4 separate regions of the Homo sapiens genome follow, and regions 1, 2 and 3 are each linked to region 4. Evidence: chromatin loops called from intact Hi-C (ENCODE). Cell type or tissue: GM12878. All regions are shown on one strand. Each heading gives the region's core, and the rest is flanking DNA. Links, peaks and the distances in the headings are about the cores only.

Region 1 (8,054 bases), core at 1,300-6,299, 420 kb before region 4:
TTGGAAAAGAAAACTGGATTCTTTTTTCTTTTTCAATTATACTTTAAGTTTTAGGGTACATGTGCACAACGTGCAGGTTAGTTACATATGTATACATGTGCCATGTTGGTGTGCTGAACCCAGTAACTCGTCATTTAACATTAGGTATATCTCCAAATGCTATCCCTCCCCCATCTACCCACCCCACAACAAGCCCCGGTGTGTGATGTTCCCCTTCCTGTGTCCATGTGTTCTCATTGTTCAATTCCTACCTATGAGTGAGAACATGTGGTGTTTGGTTTTTTTGTCCTTGTGATAGTTTGCTGAGAATGATGGTTTCCAGCTTCATCCATGTCCCTATAGAGGACATGAATTCATCATCATTTTTTATGGCCGCATAGTATTCCATGGTGTATATGTGCCATATTTTCTTAATCCAGTCTATCATTGTTGGACATTTGGGTTGGTTCCAAGTCTTTGCTATTGTGAATAGTGCTGCAATAAACATACATGTGCATGTGTCTTTATAGCAGCATGATTTATAATCCTTTGGGTATATACCCAGTAATGGGATGGCTGGGTCAAATGGTATTTCTAGTTCTAGATCCCTGAGGAATCACCACACTGACTTCCACAATGGTTGAACTAGTTTACAGTCCCACCAGTAGTGCAAAAGTGTTCCTATTTCTCCACATCCTCTCCAGCACCTGTTGTTTCCTGACTTTTTAATGATCGCCATTCTAACGAAAACTGGATTCTTATTGCACTAATGCAAACAACTATATTGCCATAAGAATACTCATCGTTTCCAAATTCTAGAGGAACCAGGCAGAGAGAAACAAACATGCTCCAAATCTTGATTACAGGAGTGTATACCTTACTTAATTATTAAAGGCTGTAAATAGTTCAAAAGTTTCATTGACTCTGAAAAAGAAGGATCAGCAATATTCCAAGCAAAAGTCAAAAAGGTTGCTTCAGCTTCCTGAGTTCAGTCTATTTAATTAACTGTTGTTTTTCTTGATATTCGTAAACATTTCAGCTCTTCACAAGTCCTGCTCATTTTCCTTTATTAAAATGTTACAGTATCCAAAGTTATCGGAAGTCTGTATTTGAGAGCACCTGTTAAAATCTTATAGCCAATTATAAACCATCTTTTGAAAAGGATTAAAACAAGACAATAATTATCTGTGAATAGCAAAATGTCCAGGGTAGTCACAGTCAAAAACACAATTGACAACAAAGTTTGGTTATCTCCGTGGTTTACGATAACTTAACAACCTTAATTATGATTGATAGCATACACTTATACATTAAAATTTTAGAAATCCCATACAATTTTGGGACATATGTTAGCATTATTCACAAAAATATAACCTAAAGAAGATTGAGCATAATTTTGGCAATCCCATGTACCTAAACTTGTGAAATAATCCTGCTTACCTCTCTTTTCCGGACACTTCAGTGGCTCTCCGAAGTATTTGAAAAGCCAGGTGCCAGGGAAGACAATTTTGAAACTGAAGTTTGATTTGGGGAATGCTGTTAAATGTTCAAGATTTAAAACACTTGATATTACGAAATAGAAATCCAGATTACCATAAATTATTTATTTTGCCAAAATGATGACTCAGAAATTTTAAAGAAGCAAAAGCCTTTGATAACCCTTTACAAATTTTGCCAAAGAGAAGATTAGTACCTTAGAAAAACCTTGTTATGCTTTTATTTTGAAGCTCAATTTATATTGAGAAAAAACATGTAATACTTTTTTTAATTTAGTCAATATGCTCACACTGAGAACCTCTTCTGCAAGATTAATTTCCAAAATTTTTCCACCACTTCTTTGAAACTTCAGCTTTTTCCTAATTTAACTCAATATAATCCTTTAACCCTAGGCCAAAGTTTACATTTCCATGTCTTCTTATAACCTTTTACAAAACACATACACACACACACACACACACACACACACACACACGATTTTACTGTTCTTATACACCTTGCATGTAAATCTGTTTTCAGTAGTCTCAATTACATGTTATAATGGTAACTCCTAGCAATTGTTAACTTTAAGGTAAAACTTGGTACATTAGCTTTAATTATGTGCTAACTACAGTCAAGGTTTGCCTTCTTAGTTAAGGGCATGGTTAGTTCCATATATCCCCAGGCCTTACCAATTGTGAAGCAGGCAAGACAGACAGTTCTCAAAACCCAAAAAGCAGTTCGTAACCTCAAAACACTTAGCAAACCTTGCATCCGGCCTGCATTTTACCAATAGTCCTTGGGGCTGTTTTTATTTCTCAAAGATTACAGTCACAGAACTGGAAGGTACCATAGCTTTTATTTCTTAAAATTATTAGATCCAGGCACTTGTCTTTCTTTACGCCAAAGTAATTAGAGCTCTTCTTTTTTTTTTTTTTTTGAGACAGTCTTTCTCTGTTGCTGAGGCTGAAGTGCAGTGGCGTGATCTCAGCTCACTGCAACCTCTGCCTCCCGGGTTCAAGCAATTCTCCTGCCTCAGCCTCCAGAGTAGATGGGATTACAGGTGCACGCCACCATGCCCAGCTAATTTTTTGTATTTTTAGTAGAGACGGGGTTTCACCATGCTGGCCAGGGAGCTCTTTTTACAGACATCATACGTAGAGCACACACAGACAAGCAGAAGAAAAGTCAGTCGCTGGATGGGGCCCTTTAAGAGATAGGGCCACATGCAGATATCAAACCAGAAAGAACCATTCCCTAAGGCAGGGTTGCTAAACAAAACCAAAAAAACTTTAAAGGTTAATTTGTTGATGGGGTAGAGTAGGGGAAAGAAAAGAAACAGTTTAAAAATATCTGGGGAAGAACCTCTTATTCTTAGGCAAGTGGTTCCTCCGCTGGGGAGAAAAGTTTAATTACTGTCCCGTGGAGTTGAAACCGTTTGGCTGGGGAAGGGGAAAGCTGCTGCAGCATGGCTGGGAACCAGCCTGCTGGCTGTGTGGGACCCTTGGGCACCGCGTCCCAGCCCCAGCATGGAGGTGGGAGGGGCTGAGAGCTGTTGCTCCTTGGTTCTTCCTGAGAAAGGAAGGAAAAGGCCATGAAAAGGCCCCCAACCCCCAGGAGTGGAGAGGGATGGGGGTTCAAACCCCAGAAGCGACAAGGAGTGGGGGTGCAGTTTCTTGTAAGTTCAGACGTCTGAGGTTGAAAAGGCTTAGAAATCACAGTGAGAGGTTTTGAGTTCCCATTTCACTCACCACTTCTGGAGCCCCTCATTTGCGGCAAAAACGTTGCATAACTTTTCCTTAGTTCAGGTAAAAATGTGGGGGCTCTTGTCTGTCCAACAGCCATGAAAATTTAGGCTCACAGACAGTTTAAAGGGTGAGTAAAGCAGGGTTTTATTGGGTGAAAAGGGCCGGGGGGCGGGTGGGGAAAGGACACGGATCCTCCACACGGCCAGAGTACCCTGCTAGAGCACTTCCCACCTGGCTATTTGAATCTCAGGTTCCGCACAGGAAGAGGAGGGGCTGGGCTCCTCCGCATTGCAAAGGGTGCAAACTTTCTGAGGTTCCAGTCCAGTGGGCAGGCTGGTTAGAGTTCCTCTAGGGGCCCCCTCCCACCTGGCTGTCTCACTTACAACTTCCCTGTTCTGTATGATGTTGTCTATGAGTTTGTCATACATGACTTGTATTATTTTGAGGTATGTTCTTCTGATGCCTAGTTTCTTGAGGGTCTTTATTATGACAGGATGTTGAATTTTACTGGAAGCTTTTTCTGTGTCTATTGAAATGATCATATGGTTTTAGTTTTTAATCCTGTTTATGTGGTGAATAACATTCATTGATTTTTATATGTTGAACCAACCTTTCATCCCAGGATTAAAGGCTACTTGATTGTGCTGAATTAACTTTGTGATGTGCTGCTTGATTTGGTTTACAAGTATTTTGTAGAGGATTTTTGCATCTATGTTCATCAAGAATATTTGCTTGTAGGTTTCTTTTGTTGTTATTGTGTCTTTGCCACCTTTTGGTATCAGTATGATGCTGACTTTGTAGAATGATAGGGAGGAATACCTCCTCCTCGATTTTTTGAAATAGTTTCAGTAGAGCTGGTACCAACTCTTTGTATATCTTGTAGAATTTGGAGGAAATCCATCTGGTCCAAGGTTTTTTCTTTTCCTTTTTCTTTCCTTCTTTCTTTCTTTTTTTTTTTTTTTTTAGTTGGTATGTTTTTTAAATTACTGATTCAATTTTGGAACTCAATACTGGTCTGTTTAAATTTCTTCCTAATTCAAACTTGAGAAGTTGTGTGTTTTCAGGAATTTATCAATTTCCTCTAGATTGTCTAGCTTCTCTGCATAGAGATGTTTATAATAGTATCTGAGTATCCTTTATATTTCTGTAGGATCAGTTGTAATGTGACCTGTGCCTTTTCTGATTGTGCTTATTTGGATTTTCTCTCTTTCTTTGTTAATATAATTAACATTCTATCAATCTTGTCTATCCTTCCAAACAACTAACTTTTTGGTTTCATTGATTCTTCGTATGAATTTTTGGTCTAAATTCCATTTAGTTCTGCTCTCATTTTGGTTATTTATTTTCTTCTGCTAAGTTTGGTTTTTATTAGTTCTTGTTTTTACTAGTTCTACGTGTGATGTTAGATTGTTATTTTGAGATCTTTTTAATTTGTTGATGTAGACATTTAGCAATATAAAATTTCCTCTTAACACTGCTTTTGCTGCATCCCAGAGATTTTAGTATGTTATATCTCTGTTTTTATTTATTTCAAAGACTGTTTTGATTTCAGCCTTAATTTCATTTTTTACCTGAAAGCCATTTAGGATCAAGTTACTTAATTTCTGTCATTGTGTGATTTTCAGAGATCTTCTTGGTAATGATTTCTATTTTTATTCACCTTTGGTCTCAGAGTATGGTTGATGTAATTTTGAATTTTTAAAAACTTAACTGAGACTTGTTTTATGGTCAAGCATGTGGTTGATCTTTGAGTTTGTTTCATGTGCAGATGAGAATAATATATATTCTGTGTTTGATGAGTGGAGGTGTTTGTTAGGTCCAACTGGTTAAGTGTCAAATTTAACTCCAAAATTTGTTTGTTAATTTTCTGCCTTGAGGACCTGTCTAATGCTGTCAGTGGTGTGTTGAAGTCCCCCATTATTATTGGGTAGCTTTCCACATCTTTTCATATGTATAGAAATACTTGTTACATGACTGTGGTGCCCCAAAGTTGGGTGCATATATATTTAAGGTAGTTAAGTCTTTCTGTTGAATTGAACCCTTTATCATTATATAATGACCTATTTTGTCCTTTTTTACTGTTACTGGTTTAAAGTATATTTTATCTGATATAAGAATAGTAATCCCTGCTCATTTTTGTTTATCGTTTGAGTGATAAATTTTTCTCTAACCCTTTTCTTTGAGCCTGTGGATGTTGTTACATGTGATATGGATCTCTTGAAGATAGGAGATGTATGGGTCTTGTGTTTTTATCCAACTTGCCACTTGGTGCCTTTTAAGTGGGGTGTTTAGGCTGTTTTCATTAAAGGCTAATATTGATACATGAGGTTTTATTTCTATCATGAAGTTGTTACCTGATTGCTTTGTAATTTAGTTTCTATTGTGTAGTTGCTTCATAGCTATGTATTTAAGTGTGTTTGGAGGGTAGCTGGTATTGTTCTTTATTTCCATGTTTAGAACTCCCTTAAGAATCTCTTATAAGGTGGGTCTAGTAGTAACAAATTCCCTTAGTGCTTTCTTGTCCAGAAAAGATTTTTTTTTCTTCTTCAATTATGAAGCTTAGGTTAGCAGAATATAAAAATCTTGGCTGGAATTTCTTTTCTTTAGGAATGCTGAATGTAGTCCCAAATCTCTCCTGGCTTGTAAGGTTTTTGCTGAAAAGTGTACTGTTAGCCTTGCAGGGCTCCCTTTGCATGTGATATGACCCTTTTCTCTAGCTGTCTTTAAGATTTTTGTCTTAGCGTTGACCTTTGACAGTTTAGTTTAGTGGCCCTATGCCTTGGTGATGTTCCTTTTGTATAGTGTCTCACAGATGTTCTCTAGATTTCTTATATCTGGATATCTACCTCTCTAGCAAGATGAGAGAAATTTTCTTGAATTATTACCTTAAATACATGTAACAGGTTGTTTAGTTTTTTTTCTCCTTCTCTCTCAGAAATGCCAACAATTTATAGGTTTAGTCACTTTACATAATCCCATATTTATAGAAGACTGTTTATTTTTTAATTCATTTTAAAATTTTTGTCTGAGTAGGTTAGTTCAAAGACTGCTCTTTGAGCTCTGAAATTCCTTCTTTTGCTTGTTCTCATCTATTAATAAATCATTTAGTTTTACGTTCACATTCCTTAAGTGAGTTCTTTAATTCCAGAACCTCTGATTGATTTCTTTTTAATACGTTTATTTCTTTTTTCATTTCCTGGATTGCTTTAGATGTTCCTTTGTGTTGCTTTTCAAACTTGTCTTGGATCTTGTTGAGCCACCTTGCAATCCATGCTTTTAATTTATTTATTTTTTTAACTTTTAGGCTCAGAAGTACATATTCAGGTTTGTTGTACAGGTAAGTTGCATGTCATGGGGGTTTGGTGTACAGATTATTTTGTCACCCAGGTAATAAGCATAGTGTCTGATAGTTTTTTAGTCTTCACCCTCCTCACACCCTTTACCCTCAGGTAGGCCTCAGTGTCTGTTGTTCCCTTCTTTGTGTCCACAGGTACTCAATGTTTAGCTCCCACTTAGAAGTGAAAACATGCAGTATTTGGTTTTCTGTTTCTGTGTTAGTTCACTTAGGATAGTGACCTCCAGTTCCAACCACGTTGCTGCAAAGGACATTATTTTATTCTTTTTTATGGCTGCATAGCAGTCCATGGTATATATGTACCACATTTTCTTTATCTAGTCTATTGTTGATGGACATTTAGGTTGAGTCCATATGTTTGCTACTGTGAATAGTACAGTGATGACCATACATGTGCATTCTATCTTTATGATAGAATGATTTATATTCCTTTGGGTATGTACTCATTAATGAGATTGCTGAGTTGAATAGTAATTCTGTTTTAAGTTCTTTGAGGAATTGCCACACTGCTTTCCACAATTGCTAAGACTAATTTACATTCCCACCAGTAGGTATACGCATTCCCTTTCTTTACCCCTTTTCATTTCTGAGTTTCCACTTTGGTCGGGGACCATTGCTGGAGAGCTAGTTATATTCTTTAGTGCTGTCACTGCATTCAGATTTTTTTATGGTGCCATAATTCTTATACTGGTTCCTTCACATCTAGACACACTGGATTTTTTTTTTTTTTTTTTTGAGATGGAGTCTCACTGTGTCACCCAGGCTAGAGAGCAGTGGTGCTATCATGGCTCATTGCAACATCCACCTCCTGGGTTCAAGTGATTCTCCTGCCTCAGCCTCCTTAGTAGCTGGGATTACAGGCACCCACCATCACACCCAGTTAATTTTTGTATTTTTAATAGAGGTGGGGTTTCACCATGTTGGCCAGGCTGGTCTTGAACTCTTGACCTCAAGTGATTCACCTGCCTTGGCCTCCTAAACTGCTGGGATTACAAGCGCAAGCCACCACACCCGGCTGCATTTCTTATTTCTATAATTATTTTCATGTTGATAGAATCCATGTTTCTTTCTTTCTTTCTCTCTTTCTTTCTTTCTTTTTTCTTTCTTTCTTTCTTCTTTCTTTCCTATTTCTTTTCTTACATTATTAGGGTATTTTGGGGTTTTTTCCCTCTTCCTTAGGCAGTGTTACTATGGAATGTTGGGTAAGGTCTTTTAGCCCTATTAACTTTTGTTGGTAGGTTTTACATTGGGCCATGTGGTTTGACCCACAAGCCAGTAGATGGCACTTACAGGTAAGAGCTGGCTGCAGCCAATGCAACTGGTTATGTACTTGACCCTTGTTCACTAGGAGAAGCTCTTGTTGCCTCAGGCAATGAGCTAATACATGGAGTACACAATGGTTTGATCTCCCCACTCAGCTCTAGTGTGGGACAGGATGGGTGGAGCTGGACCGGTTAGGCCCAACTACAGGTCCCCAGTGACAAGCATCAGCACCA
Region 2 (5,000 bases), core at 1-5,000, 110 kb after region 4:
TTCCATATGTAGAGAGTGTTGTTGGGAAAATGTATATAGTTGTCTGAGAGAGGTGAGAAACAAGTTCAAATGATCACTTTTAAGGCAATAAGAAATAATCTTTGGCCAGGCGCGGTTGCTCACACCTGTAATCCCAGCACTTTGAGAAGCCGAGGTGGGTGGATCACATGAGGTCAGCAGTTCAAGACCAGCCTAGCCAACATGGCGAACCCTGTTTCTACTAAAAATACCAAATAACTGGGCGTGGTGGCGGGAGCCTGTAATCCCAGCAGCTTGGGAGGCTGAGGCACAGGTGAATGGCCTGAACCCTAGAGGCAGAGGTTTCAGTGAGCTGAGATCACGGCACTGCACCCCAGCCTAGGTAACAGAGTGAGATTCTGTCTCAAAGAGTAAAAAAAAAAGATAAAATAAAATAAATGTTTTACTCTATCTTCCTTCAAAGGCGACCAGTCTTCACATTTCTAGCCTCAGTGAAATTTTATAACTTAGGTACTACAAATAGAAAATAATACTTGCCTTTACGAACGTTTTAAATTGGCACTTTTGTCTTTAACCACCCGTTGTGTCTTTTGTGTAAATGAGTGATTAAATGTTGGAGCTTCCCTTTCACGTTGGGAGTAATAAAGAAGCTGCGAGAGTTGTCCAAACACGTTATAGTAACATTATGAACTAGAGCGATGCACTAGAAAAGGAAAGGAACTGATGGATATGAGAAAATAAAATCTGGTAGAATAAGTGCTTGATTCTTAAGTCTAATGACTAAATTAGATGGATGCCCACTATATTGTAGAGTGTGTGGACCGTAACAGATACTGGCACTTTGGAAACATTTTCAGTTGACTCCAACATGGATCTTTTATAGGTGTTTTTAAAGTTGACACCATTTTTAAAAAGTGTTTAGAATGTAGACTCATTCTAAATGACCAGCTCATTCTAGACCAACTTCATGCATTAAAATTTTAAATTGGATTCAAGCAACAAATGTTTAAAACAAAAAGCTTTTACTATGTAAAAACGTGTCCTCAGAAATGGTATAATTATTCAGATACATTTTATGTCTTCCTGTTAAAGAGCTGAAACTTTTCAATTAGAGCGAACAGAATATTCATTGATTGTAGTAGTTTTTTTAATTTTGATATTTGCAATTTGAACAAAATAGTTTTAAATTTTTTACATTTATGAATGATCAGTAGTAGCAACCGGCTATTTTTCACCTTTATTTTAACCTTGACTATGAATCTGAGATTGAAAAACCACTACATGCTGATCCTATAGTGTAGTGTTGAAATGATTAGACTCTTGAAATAGATCCCCTTGTTGTGATTTCCTACTTAGTATTTTTTGCTATGTGACCTTCATCAAACTAGTAAACCCCTTTTTCTTGTTGGGGAACAATAATTGTACCTACCTTATAGGATTAAATGAATTAATATTTAGAGAGTGCTTACAACAGTGCCTGGAATTTTAGTTATTATTGTTTCTAATAAAGTGCTTAGGAGATATCTCATATTTCCAGTTATGATTAATCTATGCACATTGATAATTCTGCAGGTTTAAAATTGTATTCATTACATTACAAAATGGAATTCGTATAGAGATACGAGTTTTTTCAAAAGTTAAGATATGTTTCCTTAGTTTTCTTATTATATTTATTCTTGAGACTATTTTTATACTAATTATGCCAACTGGAATTTTTATAGCACTTTATAAAGCTTTAAACTAATTTATCTCATTTTATCTTTATGGTGTCTCTAAATGTGCATTATCTCATTATGCCCTGTAAATAAGATGCAATGAATTGCCCAGTGTCACACAGCTGTAATTGGGGAAGGTAGAAGTCCAGTCCAAGTATCCTAATTCAGAATGTCTGTGCTCCTTTTCTGATTTACTATGCAGGCTTTTATGGGCATCCCAAATCAAAACTAAAAGAGTCTAGATTCACCAATGTCTTTTTTCCTTGTCCATCATAATAAACCAGAACCAAAGATCTCTCCTGCTCTGGGGCATTTTGTCTAAGATTACTATTAACTATCCTTCCTTATTCTTTCATTCGTTCTTTCAGCCAGAAGTTATTGAGTTTCTGTGGGAGATACTGTGCTTTGAAAATTCTTGGTATGGATCCAACCTATTCTCAGTGCATTTATATACATATAATTTTTCCAGTTATAATTGCTATGTTTAAAAAAAGATTTGTGGCAACCTCATAGCTACATGAAATATAGCAAGGTAATATAAATTAGAAGTTATTGATAAAGGAAAAAATACATACATATGCATACACATACAGTAAAAATATAAAATGCACTCCAAAATGAGACTTAGGAGGCCCTATGTATATACCCTACAGCCCTTGATGTATATTACATATGTGGGAAGGCATAAAGTGATTGACCTTAAGTCAAAGTATGCCTCTAATAATCATGCTGAGAGCAAATAATTTATACTATATATAATGCTATCTTGAAAAACATTTAAAAGAAGGTATTTAAGATATAGTATGTCTGTCTTAGCAATATTTAAACAAAGTATGGAAGGTGATTGATACATGATGATGATGAGATGGTACTAACAATATTCATTTGGGTTTTTACATAGAGTATTTGTGGAGAATGTAGTATTATGAAGGTTTAAAATTTTTTTCTATTTGTTTGTCAATGTTAATTATCTGAGTTTACCTAAAGTTATATTTTAAGTAATGTCACTGACTTACAGTATTAATGGTTGAAATGTGAGTCTGAATTATTTTACTGTATTATGAGAAATGACAGAATTTAGTTTCAGCTGTGTATAGTATTCACTGATAACTTCTGTATCCTTTGGTTTAGAAGTATTTCTTATTCGAGGAAGTGAAACCTACTGAGTCATTTAGAATAGACGGAGTCCTCAGTACTTCCTCTTAACATTCACAGAATGGTGGAAACTAGAAAATGAGTTATTTATTGGTCTTTATTCTCCATTAATGCATATTATTTGATCTTGCATTAAGTATACATTGACAGAAACATTATTTTAATTATTGTATTGAAGACATTCTTCATGTGTATTTAATCAACCACCTGACAGAAACTAGGGCAGAGTAACCAAAGTAACATTTGAGACTTTATGGTTAGACGTCTAATTTGCATGTGACAGTAGTCCATTTATAAAGTGTGATGGATGAAGTCATATTAGAGTAAGTACCATTAGAGACACATTCATTGTGATCTGTGTTTTTGCAAATCAAAATTAATGGTCATTGCAGCTGTTTGTTGATCTGTTGAGTAATGTAAACTCTCAACAACAAAGCTGAAGAGAAGATGTATTTTGTGATATCTACTCTTATAACAGGCACTCTTAACAACATCAGTAATTTGTATAACATTAAATGTTCAAGTAGCATAGAGAAAAATCTAAATTCAGTTTTAGATGAACAGTTCTTTGTTTTTTCTTGTGCTATAAAGACACAGTTATTGCCTTTCACCTCCTCCCCCTTCAAAACTCAATATTTTCAGTTATCTCTTGTGAGGAAATATATCACATAAACTGGAAGTCATCCTTAACCAGAGCAATATGTAAGTTGACCCTGGAGGTTCAAAGAGAAACTTACGTAGCCTAATAGTGTGGCTTGCACATTCTATGCACTGTACTAAAAAATAATGTAACTTTCATGATTTCGATTGGGTGGAATAATTTTTAGTTACGATTAGGTCTTTAAAAGGTTCTTGGTTTTTAGTTATGATACTAAAATATTTACCAGTGAATTTATATGATGTGTAGGAGGTACTTCAAAACGATCTAAGAGTGAAAGGAACAAGAGAACATATAGATGAAACTGGACTGGGGATGAATTGATAATTGTTGAAGTCGGGTGATAGGTACATAGAAATTTATAGTTTTCCCTCAAATTTTATGTGTATCTGAGATTTTCTATAATAATTTTTTTAAATGTATGAGACTATGTACGTCTCAAAGTACTGCTTTCCATTCTTCATGTGTTAAAGACAGAGGGACCATCAGATCTTCAGATCTTGCTTTCTTTTTTTCTTTTCTTTTCTTTTTTTTTTTTTTTTTTTTGGCACGGGGTCTTACCCTTACACCTAGGCTGAGGGCAGTCATGCTGTCGTAGCTCACTGCAGCCTCAAACTCCTGGTCTCAAGCGAAGCCCCCAGCTCAGCCTCACGACCAGCTGGGACTTCAGGTGTGTATCACAACACCTGGCTAATTTTTTAAACATTTATTTTTTATAGAGACAAGGTCTTGCTATGTTGCCCAGGCTGGCACAGCTTGCTGTTAAATAAAACTATCTTTTTGAAATTGTCTTATGTAAATCTGTAAAAGTATTCCACTATAGGCACCTAATATGGATCTCTTTTGACTTTTATAACAAGGGGAGTTTTGCCTAAATGATAATATATATTGAATATGACTTTAAATTTAATACTCTTTTTATAGGAGAAAGATTTTGCTTTTCTTAAATATTTACTCCTGTGTTAGAAAATATCATTGCAAGGAGGTTATCAAAAATAGAAGAATTAAATCTTGGTTTTGTTATCTGTAAAATGATGGAGCAAATAATATTTAATGTGTTTTGAAGCCCCCTGGACATGAACATGTATGGTGGTAAACCTTGAAGGATTCTATATTTATATGTCTGTATTTCTTTATACCACCTTAGTTCAACTGTTTTACCATTCCAAGTTTCTTTTCCAAATTATGTACAAGCAGATGAATAAGAATATGTTGCAATTGATTTTTCTTAAGCAAGCTCAGTGTTTTTTGTTTTTTGACACTTTGTTTGGCAAAGGAGGTGTTCAATTTGTTGAGCTGACTGAGACTTAGAAAGAATAAACTATCACAGGATCTGCCACAAAGTAGATGTGAGGTAGTTGTTCAGTGAGAAGAGAGTGAGAGAGTTATTCCATCCTTGATCCAAACATCACTGTTGGGCAGGTAGATCACTAATTTCCTATTAAACCAAGTGGACAGGACAGTCCTGAATTAATTATGGAACAGTTTCTTTA
Region 3 (5,000 bases), core at 1-5,000, 150 kb after region 4:
AAAATAAGCAGGGAAGAGGATAAATAATGATAGAGAGGTTTATACTTTAGATGAGGTCATTAGGAAAGACCTCTCTGAAAGGCTAATATTTGAACAGAAACTTGAAGGAAGTAAGGGAGCAAACCATGAGGTTATCTGTGTGAAGAGCACAGAGGCTGGATAGAACACAAGTACAAAGCAACTTCAAATCTGTTTCTCCGATTTACAAACAAGTTAGTGAAAATGCTTATAAGTAAAGCTTATCTTAAAGCTTGATAGTATACCACACAGACTTTTTTTTGATGTCATGAAAGACCCTTGAAAATTAGCATGTATATGATAAAATTTAGTGTTTTGAGGAAATGATTTATATGTGGCACATGTGCAAAAATCATTTCAAATATAGCTATATTTTGTTTTGTCTCTTCTCTGGACTATTTATTTGAGTTAGACATTTTTCCCTGTTAGGATTGGGATAATGTAATATAAGAAATATGGTGTAATGTATAGGGCAAGCTCTAAAGATTCTATTTTAACAGAAGATATTTTTTCGTTACTTGCCTTCAGATACTATTAAAGGAAGATAGATTCTTATATGTAGAAAACAAGCTTACTAATTAAGCATAGCATTGGATACTATCTCCTGTGCTGGCGTGAAAATTCACTTGTTTCTTGGTTTGTTTCAAGTGTGCATATGTAGAAGATGAATGTATTTATCACTGAAGGCTCAAATAACTAACACAATGAATTTAATAAAATGTCCAGGTTGTGGGGGGGGTGGTGACTATGCATCTTTGAGAGTGTATGTCCCTATGTATTACCAGTGTATTAACTCAGTAATAACAGCATCAGTGCAGAACACTCCGGGAATGTAAGATGAGAATATAAAGGGATTGCAGTAATAAGTGTAATGGTAGGCTTTAATGTGGAGTCAGCCAAATACAATTTGTTCAGCTTTATTCCTCTGGTATCCTAAAAATTTCCCGTAAGTTTAGTCAATGACTGAAAATTGTCCCATGCCCCATAAGATAGAAATTTTTTCTACTGCCAAATGTCACATACATGGATAGATAATGACTAAATATAAATCTAATTATTTTACCTGTTATTTAGTAGTAAGTAAAATTAAACCTGTTTTTTGAATGAGTTTGTAGAGGAAAATAAAACCCCACATGTAATTCCAGATGGTATAATTAGTTACATGACTCTAGTTTTTTATTTTGCTATTTTATATACAACTTCTTTATCTCATTTGTACCATCCTCTTCTGTTATTTTTTTTGATAGAAACCAGTTTTTTTTTTCAGAACTGGATAAGATTAATTTTTAATAAAAACTATGTAATCTTGAATAAAATACACTGTAATGTTATTCTTTTGGTTTATTTCTAATCCAAATAGACTATTATACTGATATTAAACATTTTCATTAAAAAACATAAGCAGAAAAATAAAATCTGAATCTTTAGAACTTTATTAAAATGGTGATAAATGGAACACCTAAGTATTTTTTTCATATTTAGATACAAACACCACTTGAAAACTATTTTTTCACTTCTAGATATAATTCTCTAAAATCTGTGTAAGTTGACAATTTATACTAGTAAGTTTTAGCAATAAGCCTTATTATTCCATGAAGTATTAGATGAGCTTTGCTTTTCACTTCATTCTGAAATAATCTACTGATTTGTGGCAAAGCAAAAGAGTGGGGGAAATTACTCGAGAAATTCTCTATCAATGAAGGTAAAATATCAAATTAGCCACAACGTATGTGATTTAAAAAATGGTCCATTGTTGACTCATAATGAACTGCTTCTTTGGAAACTTAAATCTTTGGAGGGAACCTGCAACAGGCAGATCTTAGAACATTTCTGATATTGAATAGTTGTTGAATGTTTAGTGAAAAATACTGTTTTCTTTTTACATAGTGTATGCTTGAATTGCATAGAAAGGGATTCATTATAAATGAAAGTATCTTAGGCATAGAGAGGATGTACAGTATATATTTCTCATTTCATTTGGTAATAGAACCCATTCTGGTCCTTGACTTAGCTAAATTGATGGCTGTGTTTACAGGAATTTATGGAAAAGTAATATTATAAGTCTCTCCCAGTTCCAGTGCCATCAGATCACCATTTTGCAGCCCATATACTTAACTTCCTTTAATTGGAAAGTAAATCCTCCAAAGTTAAACCATAATAGGTGTAATAATAGATTATTATTAAGGCCCTTAGCTTGTGCTGTAGGTAGTGACACTGGACCTTTTGTCACTATGCTTTTGTCTCTGTGCTTTTGTCTCCCTGTAACGCTCATGTGAATTCTAAAGTTGCTCAAACAACAAGAATTTAAAGATCAGTATTGAAATTTTTTTCAAAGATAGGTATCAATAAACATACACTTGAAAAATCTTAGTTTTTCTTTGATCTTTGAATGTCCTATCTAATGACTTAGATAATATGGTTGAAACTTAAATCTTTAGATTTTTCAAAATGCCTTCTTGTAATGGTCACAAAGAAAAGCCCCTAAAATTGTTTCTGTTCTAACTAATAAAAAGAAATAAAAATGAATGTTAATTCAGGCATGTTTGTTTAATATACCAAAGGCCTCTTGCTCCCTCTATAGAAGGTGCTGCAAAATTGCAGTCACTTAGTTTTTTTGTTTTTTTTTTTTCCTTCCTTTTTAAATTGAACAGATTTCTCATGAGGTTCATGATGATTAACAAAAAGATTTGGATCCATGTGTGTATTCCCAATGCCTTGCAAACTAGTTGGTCGTCCTAAAGTGAATCAGGATGAGTTTGTGCATTTCTGCCTTGGCATTTTTCATTGGCTTCAGCCAGGGTTAGATTAAACTCTGGTAGCAACAGTTACGAAAAACATTGTTTATGTTTGCCCATTTGTTTGGGTTTGTTTTATTTGGTTTATTTACTCTTATGGATAAGTGAAATGCTTAATGTTTTTGATATTAGGTGATGGTTTTACTCATTTTAATTCTCTTTTATTTAGCCAGGGAATTTAAACCATAAAAATAATGTACTTCAAAGACTTAAAAATAAGTTCTCTCATTATCTACATCTAATCATTCCATTCATTTCTAGCTCTCAGTTGTTGGTAGGAAGAAAAACCTAACAACTTCAACTATAATTTCACAGGATAGTTAAGTTTTACAGAATTAAACTGGATATTTTTCCAACTATAGATAATATTCACAGGAGACAAAAAGTTTGACCATTCTATAAAGACTTCTTTAATATATAAAACAACCATGCTTATTATTGTAGCATCATATTTTACCCATTTAATTTAAATTGGAACAAAATATTAATATTTTAATAGATTTGGTTTGAATAAATTTGTACATTTTGTCTTACAAATCCAACATCTTTTTATTTTATTCGACAGGTTACTAGTTTTTCCTATTGTGCCATTTAAAATTGTGAGGATGAAAATTCTTTTATCCCATCAAGGGTCTTAACAAAAGATTGAAAATTGTTTTCATTTGTATTTGATATAAGAACAGCTTCTCTGATGATACCCTGTAATTGAAAAATGAACATAAGTGATAAAGTAGCTTCTTTGACTTGAATATGTCACATCAGACTTGCCTGTTTTGAATATTATGCTTAAACTAGATTGGATTTTTTTTCCCCTGGTAGGTGTACTGGTCCGTTAGCAAATTCTCTTTCAGAGAAAACAAGAGACCCAGTAGAGGAAGATGATGATGAATACAAGATTCCTTCATCCCACCCTGTTTCCCTGAATTCACAACCATCTCATTGTCATAATGTAAAACCTCCTGTTCGGTAAGAGTATGGGCAGATTTTTGCCACTTACATCTGCATAAGCATTATCATTTGTAATGTTTGTTTTTAAACAATTGATTCACGTCTAATTAAAAATCCTTAATTTCCAGCTCAAATCCTTCTCTTCCTATTATACCATTTCCAGCATTACTTTTAAAGAAAACTAAAAGATGCAGATTTCTCATTAATCAGGAAGTCACTTTATTTTATCAGTTCTAAACACCTATCTCATGAAGAAAAATTAGTGCTCAGAAACTAAGGTATTATTCTGACCTTCCTTAGAATTTTTCTTCATGATGTACATACTAGTATAATTTAAATTCATTTTCCTTCTTGATGTACTTGCTACCTACTTCTATTCAGATTTTGAAGAAGTGGGAAAAAAATACCAAGGTGTTTCTCTTAACTTTTTGTTTTTCTATCAAGTGCTATTTACCTTCCTTTAGATCAAATAAGAATGTGAGGAATAGGCCAGGCGTGGTGGCTCACGCCTGTAATCCTAGCACTTTGGGAGGCTGAGGCGGGCAGATCATGAGGTCAGGAGTTTGAAACCAGCCTGACCAACATGGTGAAACCCTGTCTCTACTAAAAATACAAAAATGAGCCGGGTGTGGTGGTGGGCGCCTGTAATCCCAGCTACTCAGGAGGCTGAGGCAGGAGAATCGCTTGAACCCGGGAGGCGGAGGTTGCAGTGAGCCGAGATTGTGCCACTGCACTCCAGCCTGGGTGACAGAGCGAGACACCATCTCAAAAAAAAAAAAAGAATGTGTGGAATAATGGGGGTTTTTTCCTTACTTTTGTGGCTTATTCTCACTTACATGGGGATAGCCTTGGTCTTTGACTTGGAAGCTCCATCGAGGTAAATAAGAGTTATTAATAATGGGTTGTTTGTATTGAAATATTACTTTATCTTTAAGTAAAGGCATGAGTCTGCATTTATATTATTGAATTTATAAACTGAAATCTATTATTTCTGGGTTTGTTTGTTTTACCTGACTGAAATATATGAGGTACTCAGTACTCCCAGCTACAAAACTTACTTTCTGAGTTCTGGTTTCCTTTGTATAACATTCCTGGGGCCATGCTTGGCACATAGAATAGGGCTCAAGTACTGCTGGTGGCCCTACATTCCAGCATCTCTCCATGACTGACTGAGGGATAGGGGAGATGGCAATTACTTCAGTCATCTGTGCCATCTTTACTTAGTGTGCCATTTCCTTT
Region 4 (5,000 bases), core at 1-5,000:
TTTTTAACACAAGATATGCCACTAATGTCTGACAAGCATTTAATCTAGTGGCTTTCCTGCATTTTCCATGGATCAGATGCATTCTAATCCTCTGAAATGATTATTAAATACAGATTGCCAGCCTTTATATAATGCCTGCTAAATTTACCAGTTGGGATCTGCACATATATTGGTAAAGAGTGCCCTAGCAGTTTCTGACCTTCTGTCTGCTTTCAGAATCCACATGAGTCAAATTATCTCCTTTTATGTATAATCTTATCAAGGACTATTGAGGTGGCACAGGTGGGGATGGAATCCTGGATGTGTTCAGAACTCCTTTCATTTTACTAAGCTTCCTTTATACTACCAGAGGAATCCACTTCCAGTCTCGAGTCACTTAGAAGAGGGGGCCGGGCGTGATGGCTCATGCCTGTAATCCCAGCACTTTGAGAGGTCAGGAGATCAAGACCATCCTGGCCAACATGGTGAAACCCTGTCTCTACTAAAAATGCAAAAATTAGCTGGGTGTGGTGGCATGCGCCTGTAATCAGGAGGCTGAGGCAGGAGAATGGCTTGAACCTGGTAGGTGGAGATTGCAGTGAGCCGAGTTCACACTACTACACTCCAGCCTGGCGACAGAAAAAAAAAAAAAAAAAGAAGGATACATTTCTGTAAGGTTTTTAAAGTTTTGTTGGAAAAGATGGATTGCAATTCTCTTCTTATGTTTTTCTGAGATTAGCCTAATCACTATCCTTGGAATTTACCTTTGCTTGCCAGCCTTTTATCCTGCCCCTTTCTCCTCCCTTTCCTATTTCCAGTTTATGCAGATATTCTTTCTTATTACTGGCATAGCTAACATTCCCACTCTATCCCCATGCCCATCTTGGCTCTGATTTTCTGATCATTCTAGCTAAAATGTGTCTTTTCCTTCTGACCATAGCATTTATCAAGGCCTTTCATGTGGCAGTTAATGATATATTGTCAAATATTGTTATCTTTTTAAAATGGTGTTAGGAGCCTGGGTAACAGAGAGACCCCATCTCTACAAAAAAAAAAAAAAAAAAAAAAAAAAAATAGCCAGGTGTGTTGGCCCATGCCTGTGGTCCCAGCTACTCTGGAGGCTGAAATGGGTGAGATTGCTTGAGCCAAGGAGGTTGAGGCTACTGTGAGCTGAGGTCATGGCGCTGCACTCCAGCCTGGGTGACAGAGTGAGAACGTGTCTCAGAAAAAAAAAAAAAAAGAAAAAAAGGAAAAAAAAAGGTAATAGGCTATGTCTCTTCTGTGTCTCCCATGGTATCCAGAACAGTGCTTTATACTTGGCAAACACTCATAATAATATATGGTTATTTCTTTAGAATTACTATAGGATGATTTGAAAATCCTGATGTATTCCTAGATTACGAGCTGCTGGGGCCTGGAGGGAGGCAGAAGAGAGATGTTACAATGGAAAGTGTTGAAGTGTCTGAAGGCTTGTTTTTAGAATTTGTAGGTACACTCTGAATGTCAGCTTCTTCACATTTGGGAATGAGTACTGGCGATTTTAGAAGAAAAGAAAATGCTTATAAGGATAGTAATATCATTATTATTTATGTTTTAATTATAAATATATTTCAAAGCAACTCTTAACTGTATGTATTCTCAAAATAGCTTTACTGTAATAACATTCTTGGACAAAGTTCATGAAATTACTACAGTTTACAAGTACTTCTTTAATGGAGTGTCCTTGTAGCTACACTTAGTACCTGTAAGATAAATTCCTAAAAAATTCACATCATTCTGCCTACTCTCACAAACTACTCAAAGCAATGAGCATATTGCATAGCTTTCTTATTGACTTATTAGTTCTGTATCTGAGCTCCAATGAGTGTTTTCACTTCCTCTTATTCTTATATTAACATTTCTTCAAAGACTGTTTTTGTTTCTGTGATGTGTTGTACTTATGACCCTGAATACACAGGACTTTTCGGCAACTGGGGAATCCTCCAAAAATCTATGCTTTCGACATGAATAGTCCAGTTTCATTTGGTATGTATTATTGACAGAAGTGCTTCATCCTCTTTATAGCTTGCTGTGCAGCAGATGGTTGTTATATTATTCAGGACTCTTGAGGCAGTGCATTAATACGCGTGCACAATGTTTTTTAAGTCTTATTGTGGGAATTGTCTTGTGTCCTTGTTGACGGAATTCCTTAATACGGATGAAGATTTCCAAACTTGAAAACTAGTTTTTAAATTTTAGCTAAGGCTATTTTGTATTTATGTATTGCTTAACTGCTATCTCTTTTTCTTTCCTTTTAAAGTAAAGGTCGGAGGGTTGGATCTAATATTCTTGCTATAAATGATTTTTTTTTTTTTTTGGTCTTGTTTTGTTTTGATGTGAGCATATCAGCTTTGAGGGACATCTGAGATATTTTGAATATGTAGGCAGGGCTTTTAAAGAAAGGAATTGCTGTTTTCTTACATCCACCATGCAGACTTAGACTTGACAGGAAAACAGAGGCATGTGTGTTCTCACTGTGTATTATCGTTGCGCCCCCTCACATAGCTGTTAGGGTTTGTCAGCAGTTTGTTTTGACTCACTAGACCAAGGGTGGGGGTGGTTTTGTGTGTTTTTGTAAGTTAACTAGTGTGGGATGTCAGTAATCTCAGCTTTACCATTTTAGTTGGCCATGATCCCTTCATGTAAGAAACCGTCATATTTGCCCTATTTCTCAGGCCATACTGTGGTTCCGAAACTTGCCCGTAAATATTTGTGAAATAGTTTTTCTTTTCTTATAACTCTGGAGGTCAAAACCCAGCCCTAAGATAAACTCCTGTTTCATATTGCCTCTGCGGGGTGCTCATGGTATGTCCCCAGACTAATTTGGGAACCTCCTTGAATTACTTTTTAAAATTTATCTGGATAGTTCTTACACAATTAAATTTAATTTTTATTTATTATAGCAAGATTGAGGACACTCCCAAATCCACACTTCATTTCCTGGGAGATCATGTTAGACACAGATAACTATGCTAAATTATTTTGATCCAGGTAAGCGTGTTAGAAAGAGAGGATGGGGCTGCTGGACTTCATTGAGAGGATCTTTTGATTTCAGAAACCATTAGTGAAGGAAAGGTGTACTAGACAGAGCTGTCATAACCTTTTTACTATTTCTTAAGAGAAGTGGTACCTCTGAGAGTTGTGTAACATGGTGGTCTTCCCACATCTTTATCAAGAGATTAATTAAGGTTGTGAAGTAAAGCTTTAGAGGTGAGGCACAAAAGGCAAGCAGTGTTTACCTCTAATCACTCGAGGTAACCTTTATATTGGAAGATCAGTGTAGATGTATTGTGTACCAGATAACATTCCATTATGTAACTATTCTTTATTTACTTCCTCTACTGTATGTGTGGCATCATTCCAGCATCAAGTTTAATCCTTCTTTGTATGCATTTATTGTAAACTGTCATTTATGTGGGATTAAAATAACTGGAAAGCCTAAATAACTGGAATTCTTGTAGCATGTTTGGTACTTGACATTTAAAAGAGAGACAGATGGCAAGTAAACAAGGTGAGAGCAGGACTTTATTTGCTGTACTGCAATCTCAAACTGCTGTCAAGAATTTTAATTAGATGTTATTTTAGGAAGCTTTCAATTTACTGCAGGTCATTGAAGCTTAGAAAGAAGCAGAATGTACACCAAGTATTTTAATATGTTAGCAATCCACTGCAATTAGTTAATCTGGAGCTAGTAGGTTGTATTTTTAAGAGTGTAAACATTTTACTGGGTTTCAGTGTGACTTAGAGTAAAATAATTTTTCTGTTTAATTTTAAATCATACTATTTTAAATTTCTAAGTTGGGCTTCAGTATCAAGTTGGTTGAATTAAAGATTTAAATATTTCTCCTGATGTCTTCCCTTCTCCTTCCTACTAAACTGGTGTTCATTTTTCTTTATGGTGATCATTTCTAATTTCCCACAGCTTCCCTGGACATTTCCTTCACTGTGAGATAGTAGTTTTACACATCATTCAACATCCAGTTGTTCAGTTTTCACAAAAAGATTTCTGAGAAATCTGACTTCAAAGTTACTCTTTTCAAACTGAAGCTCGTTTTTAGAACTATTCATGATATAGGAAAATACATTCATAACTGAAAGCTTTTTTTGGGTTATTCTTTGTAACATTACATGCCGCTTTTCACCAATGAAAAGAATCCTCAAGAACCTGGAAAAAGCAATTCCTTTTTGCAGTTAAAATGAAGATAAAGAGCCTTGAAAAATGGCTGATGCTAATAGTTCATGGAGATTAATAAGTGATATGTGAAAGGCAGACTGTCCTGTAGTTGCAAAATGTTACATAGTTTGTACACCTTGTCAGCGTTGTGATAACATGAAGTCATAGTTTAATTGGTAAACAAGAAAAGCTTCCAATAAAGTGTCCCATGGATGATCTTTTCCTTTGAGACTGCAGCATTTCTGAAGAATATAGGGTATCTTGTGATACAGCAAGGTAAAAGCAGGGCACATCTTCCCTATGATAAATCTGTGCTCTTATTGTCGGAGTTTAACCTAGTCCTTCATATTTTGTTTCTGAATACTTGAGTTCATTTATGTATAGTGGGGAAGATTTTGTTTTTGATTTTGACTTCTGTCATGCTTGCTTGCTTACTTGATTTTCTTTTCTTTTTTGAGATGGAGTTTTGCTCTGTCGCTCAGGCTGGAGTGCAGTGGCGCAATCTTGTCTCACTGCAAGCTCCGCCTCCCTGGTTCATGCCATTCTCCTGCCTCAGCCTCCTGAGTAGCTGGGACTACAGGTGCCTGCCACCACGCCCGGCTAATTTTTTGTATTTTTAGTAGAGACGGGGTTTCACCGTGTTAGCCAGGATGGTCTCCATCTCCTGACCTCGTGATCCACCCGCCTCGGCCTCCCAAAGTGCTGGGATTACAGGCATGAGCTACCGTGTCCAGCCCTATTTCTTTATTTAAAAATGACAAATACATTTATGGTTGTACTACATGATGTTTCTGTATATGTATACATT

The links. A loop is a pair of places that touch in the nucleus more often than their neighbours do. Peaks named below come from ENCODE experiments on the same cell type or tissue, not always from the same donor. Only the 100,000 strongest peaks of a DNase experiment are listed, where the experiment ranks them.
Region 1: it touches region 4 in a loop (2.5-fold over the local background); 2 of 110 quality-filtered maps call a loop at or near these places.
Region 2: a loop joins it to region 4, with 4 times the contacts of the local background. A loop is called at or near these places in 3 of 110 quality-filtered maps.
Region 3: a loop joins it to region 4, with 2.8 times the contacts of the local background. A loop is called at or near these places in 4 of 110 quality-filtered maps.

The regions. Positions count from the first base shown.
Region 1 is chr3:106,251,514-106,259,567 of GRCh38, reverse strand. No RefSeq gene overlaps it. Among named protein-coding and RNA genes, the nearest start is that of CBLB, 390 kb to the right of the region's middle. RefSeq lists an enhancer at 2,509-2,868 and a silencer at 7,842-7,901. In GM12878, for the core only: no CTCF peak of the experiment used is centred there; DNase peaks (open chromatin) are centred at 2,127, 2,787, 3,107 and 3,517; H3K4me3 peaks cover 5,000 bases; H3K27ac peaks cover 5,000 bases.
Region 2 is chr3:105,721,252-105,726,251 of GRCh38, reverse strand. All of the region lies in intron 9 of CBLB (Cbl proto-oncogene B), which reads left to right. Among named protein-coding and RNA genes, the nearest start is that of CBLB, 150 kb to the left of the region's middle. In GM12878, for the core only: no CTCF peak of the experiment used is centred there; DNase peaks (open chromatin) are centred at 2,861 and 3,101.
Region 3 is chr3:105,684,099-105,689,098 of GRCh38, reverse strand. It overlaps CBLB (Cbl proto-oncogene B), which reads left to right. Exons shown (of 19, transcript NM_170662.5): 14 at 3,633-3,779. Among named protein-coding and RNA genes, the nearest start is that of CBLB, 180 kb to the left of the region's middle. In GM12878, for the core only: a CTCF peak has its summit at 2,586; no DNase peak of the experiment used is centred there.
Region 4 is chr3:105,834,303-105,839,302 of GRCh38, reverse strand. All of the region lies in intron 3 of CBLB (Cbl proto-oncogene B), which reads left to right. Among named protein-coding and RNA genes, the nearest start is that of CBLB, 32 kb to the left of the region's middle. In GM12878, for the core only: a CTCF peak has its summit at 2,800; DNase peaks (open chromatin) are centred at 1,972 and 2,572; H3K4me3 peaks cover 1,460 bases; H3K27ac peaks cover 3,258 bases.